2 separate regions of the Homo sapiens genome follow, and region 2 is linked to region 1. Evidence: read pairs that join two places in POLR2A ChIA-PET (ENCODE). Cell type or tissue: OCI-LY7. All regions are shown on one strand. Region 1 overlaps NUMB (NUMB endocytic adaptor protein). Region 2 has its middle 4.7 kb from the start of MIDEAS.

Region 1 (2,500 bases):
AGCTACTAGAGGAGGATGACTTGAGACCAGGAGGTCAAGGCTGCAGTGAGCTATGATCATACCACTTCCAGCTTGGGCGACCAAGTGAGACCCTGTCTCTAAAAAAATAAAATAAAATAAAACTTCAGTTCCTCAAACTAGCCACATTTCAAGTGCTCGCTGGTTAATGGCTACCATATTGGATAGCATAAATATTGAACATTTTCGTTTCAGAAAGTTCTGGGCCAGGCATGAGCTCTTTCCACTACAAATTACCCAGTCTCGGGTATGTCTTTATTAGCAGTGTGAGAATGGACTAATACATTAAGAATTCTAATAGAAGAAACCTTATCACTAAAACTAAAATTCTGGAAAACCTTTCCTTGTAAGATATAACTTCCTTGTGGGGAAATATTTTTTAATTTAAAAAAGTCAAATAAATTTAAACTTTTAATGATTGTATTATAGCAGAAAGTAAATCTGGTGTTTATCAGAATAAGTTATTTATATAGAATAAAGTTGGTATCTTTTTTTTTCAGCTAGGCTTATGGCTGATCTAATTTAAAAATCAACGTTGTTTCTTTATTGTGGATCTGATAACTCAGTTTTACACTTTTAATCATTTGTAAATCAAATATTAAGGAAGAAACTTGACAGGTGTATATTTAACCAGCCACCTTCAAACTATAAAACCTTGAGGCTGAGTGCGGTAGCTCACGCCTGTAATCCCAGCACTTTGAGAGGCTGAGGCGGGCGGATCACTTGAGGTCAGGAGTTGGCAACCAGCCTGGCCAAAATATAGTGAAAGCCCGTCTCTAATAAAAAATACAATGGGCCGGGCGCAGTGGCTCACGCCTGTAATCCCAGCACTTTAGGAGGCCGAGGTGGGCGGATCACGAGGTCAGGAGATCAAGACCATCCTAGCTGACACAGTGAAACCCCGTCTCTACCAAACAAAATACAAAAATTAGCAGGGCGTGGTGGCGGGCGCCTGCAGTCCCAGCTACCAGAGAGGCTGCGGCAGAAGAATGGCGTGAGCCCGGGAGGCGGAGCTTGCAGTGAGCCAAGATGGCGCCACTGCACTCCAGCCTAGGCGACAGAGCAAGACTCTGCCTTAAAAAAAAAAAAAAAAAAAAAAATTAGCTGGATGTGGTGGTGCGCACCTGTACTCCCAGCTACTTGAGAAGCTGAGGCAAGAGAATCGTTTGAACCCGGGAGTCTGAGGTTGCAGTGAGCCAAGATTGCGCCACTGAACTCCAGCCTGGGTTACAGAGCGAGACTCCATCTCTCAAAAAAAAAAAAAAAAAAAAACAAAAACAAAAACACTGGTCTCTGTTTTATACATATCTTCTCTTTATTTATTTTTTTGAGACGGAGTCCTGCTCTGTCACCCAGGTTGGAGTGCAGTGGCACCACTGCAATCTTTGTCTCCCAGGTTCAAGCGATTCTCCTGCCTCAGCCTCCTGAGTAGCTGGGACTACAGGTGCGTGCCACCACACCCGGCTAATTTTTTGTGTTTTTAGTAGAGACAGGGTTTCACTGTGTTAGCCAGGATGATCTTGATCTCCTGACCTTGTGATCTGCCCGCCTCGGCCTCCCAAAGCACTGGGATTACAGGCATGAACCTCCAAAGTGCTGGGATTATAGGTGTGAACCACCGTGCCCGGCCCATCTCTTCATTTTATAAGGAGGGCAAAAGTTTAAAGTTAATACTATTCTCATGTTCAAAGATAAGGAAGTTCACACATGAAGAAAATGACTTTGAAATTATATAATTCAATAGTCACTGTTTAAAATGGGATAATAATGTATACCTCCTGATTTCCACTTGCATTCATTCCTCTTCAATGTACTACCTTAAATGATACTATCAGAAACACACAGGTTATGTGCACCACCTTATCCTATAGGTTTATATACCAAAAGACCACCAAAAGTTTAATCTACATTTTATATACTTATTACAAAAATGAAATATACCAAAAAACATTATAACATAACCCATGTTAGGAAAACATGTAAAGAACATTTTTAAAAAATAAAGGAAAATGACAGATGAGAAAAGAAAAAATATAAATCCATAATAGAAATATTTGATCCAACATTCTATTTCTAGGGGCTATACTAAGGGCATAATATAAGTACACAAAGGTAAATGTAAAAGAATGTTCATTGTAATACCATTTGTGATAGTAAAAATTATAAGCTTAATTATCAAAAAATGGGAACAAGTTGAATAGATTATGGTATATCTAAACCACGGCATACAATGTGACTTTTAAAATTATTAAGTGCTAAGAGGAGCCCCTCCTCCAAGAACATATTAGCATATTGGAATAGAGGGCAAATGTAGTTTGAAAAAACATTCCAAAGTTATCATTGGTTTGATTTGCTTTTAGAAACAGTAATTAATTTATTTTGAAATTTTATTAAACATTAAAGTGAGATTTTTGTATTTATCAAAGGAATTTTTCATGTTATCTGTTCAAACATCAAAGATCCAATCTTTCTTTGAAGCCTT
Region 2 (2,500 bases), 380 kb after region 1:
ACAACCTCCAGGACCTCATTACCTACAATTACAACAGAAAAAAAAGAAGGGTGTAGAAAACACAGGGACTTAGGAAAACTGTCACTGACCTTCCCTGAACCTCACTTTTTAGGCCCATAACAGATGCACTGTTTAAGTGTTCATTGCATGAACAACGAAAGGATGCCCACCTTCCAGGGGCTTGAGAGGATCAAAAGGACAAAAAACTGCTTTATAACTCAATCATGCTATGTACATATAAGAGGCTACAATTAATTATTTTTACTGTTTTACCCTGTATCTCCTCCCCAACCTAGGTTATCCCTTCTTAAGAACCTAGTTCCAGCCCCAGCGTCATGGCTCACGCCTGTAATCCTAGCACTTTGGGAGGCCAAAGCGGGCGGATCATCTGAGTCCAGGAGTTCGAGACCAGCCTGGCTAACATGGTAAAACCCTGTCTCCACCAAAAATACAAAAGTTAGCCAGGTGTGATGGCGCACGTCTGTAGTCCCAGCTACTCGGGAGGCTGAGACATGAGAATTGCTTGAACCCAGGTGATGGAGGTTGCAGTGAGCCCAGATTGCCCCACTGTACTCTAGCCTGGGCAACAGAGGGAGACCCTGTCTCAAAAAAAAAAAAAAAAAAAAAAAACAAAACAAAACAAAAAAAAACCACCTAGTTCTTTTCCCTGAAAAGACCCCATGGGCCTCAGGTAACCCTCTCATGGGCACTGCCTAGAGAGACTTTTTCTGGCATTGACTCAATGTCTCATCAGGGGTGTCCTCCAACGCTTCTCTCCCAGCCTGTTCTTTGTGTCCTTTCCACCACACTTTTCCACAGGGCTGTCCTCCCAGCCTGAGTAGGAACACCCCTCCACCAGCTGTGTCTTCTCAGCCCTTTTTGCCAGGTCTTTTCTGAGCAAACCGCGAGCTCACAACCACCCCAGTCATGAAGTTAAGCCACTGTGTGCTGAGATGTCTCTGCACTGTCTTCTCTTTTATCCTTGGAAAAAACCCCAGGGGACCCTCCTCCTCCGCTCACATTGACTTCACCTGTTCTGGGGCAGGGCCATGCTTGCCACACCAGCCCACAGCTGTCTGTGTCCCTGGCCCTCCCACCTGCCCCCTCCCCAGCCTCCCTGCCCTGCAGGCCTGGGCCAGGTTCTGAGTGCCTTTGTCAGGCCTGAGAAGGAGCCTCTGTACATGTCCCCAGTTGCTGCTGTCACTCTGGGAGAGACGTCTGGCCGGGTGTAGGGAGAAGGACAAAACAGGTGTGGCTGCCAGGGAGGGCAGGCCAGCAGAGCCACAGGACTGAAACGCCCTTTCTTCACAGACCGAGAGCTGCCAACTTCTCAAAGGCCTCCCTTCAGCACAGTTCCATGCCCTCTGCAGAACTAGTCCCAGACAGACTTCCTCACTGGCTGTTCACTGGAGCTTGGCTTCCCTGTGTTGTGGCAATGGGCCAAGAGGAACAGGAACTCCAGAGACCCAATGTGTGCAACAGGGCATGCTTTAAAGCACTGATTTTAAATGAAAACAAATACTGATACATCATGGACTAGAATCCAACATTCATGCTTATGGGGGTGTACAGGTTAAGAGCACAGGCTGAGACCTGAGTCCAAATCTTGGCTCACACTAGCTTGATGACCTTCAGCGAGTTACTCAACCACTCATCTGCAAAATCGGAATGATAGTAAGAGCTTACTTAAACAGTGTCTGGCACACACTAAGTCTTTTATAAGTGTTGGCTATCATTTTTTCTCATCTATTTCCTTGCTTCTGGTTTTGCACACTTTACCATCCACACTGCCATCAGAGTGATCACACCTCTCTTCAGTAGCTCCCATCATCTACTGCATAAAGCTGAGACTGTTAGCTAGACTGTTAGGCACCTTTCCCACACGATCTGGCTCTGCCCCACTTCCCAGCCTCAGCCCACATGGCTAAACAACCTGAAGTTCTCCAAGATTCCTGCATTCTCACCCTCATATCTTCACACATGCTCCTTCTCTCGCCACCTTGATCCCCACATTATCCCACACCCAGATCTCCCACCAGACTTGACCTTAATGGCAGCTCTTCCAGGAAGCGTTCATTGACTCCTCCAAGTAGAGGAAGGACACTGGAGTGTATACTGTTGGAGCCCCAGATCTACTTTGTAAAGTTGGTACAATGTCCCCCAGATGCTCTGAGTGTTGGCTTTCAAGGACTCACAGCTACCCCATTCTCAAAAGGGGCCTTTGGTGGGACCAATTCAATAGTGGTGCAATTCATGCTCCAGCAGCAACACACACCTCCTTACTTGGCTTCTTCCCCGGCTCTACCCTGCTTCCCTTCCTCCCTTCCTCCAGAGACAATTTCTTAAATAAATCCCATGCACCCAAACCTCTGTCTTTGCTCCTAAGGACCAGACAGCCACTCTGTTCCCTAAACTCCCATGGCATCCTCTGTTTATCTTTACTCCATCACCTGCACATTGTTCTACACCTGCTTATTGCAGCATATCTGGAATCAGAGTG

Evidence for each region. ChIA-PET counts read pairs that join two places held together with the same protein. Peaks named below come from ENCODE experiments on the same cell type or tissue, not always from the same donor. Only the 100,000 strongest peaks of a DNase experiment are listed, where the experiment ranks them.
Region 2: POLR2A ChIA-PET joins it to region 1 with 9 read pairs; 1 of 35 experiments calls an interaction of 5 or more read pairs at or near these places.

Annotation. Positions count from the first base shown.
Region 1 is chr14:73,388,004-73,390,503 of GRCh38, forward strand. All of the region lies in intron 2 of NUMB (NUMB endocytic adaptor protein), which reads right to left. Among named protein-coding and RNA genes, the nearest start is that of NUMB, 69 kb to the right of the region's middle. In OCI-LY7, no CTCF peak of the experiment used is centred here; no DNase peak of the experiment used is centred here; H3K27ac peaks cover 804 bases.
Region 2 is chr14:73,763,734-73,766,233 of GRCh38, forward strand. It overlaps a transcript of MIDEAS not described here. Among named protein-coding and RNA genes, the nearest start is that of MIDEAS, 4.7 kb to the left of the region's middle. In OCI-LY7, no CTCF peak of the experiment used is centred here; a DNase peak (open chromatin) is centred at 1,408; H3K4me3 peaks cover 1,030 bases; H3K27ac peaks cover 2,323 bases.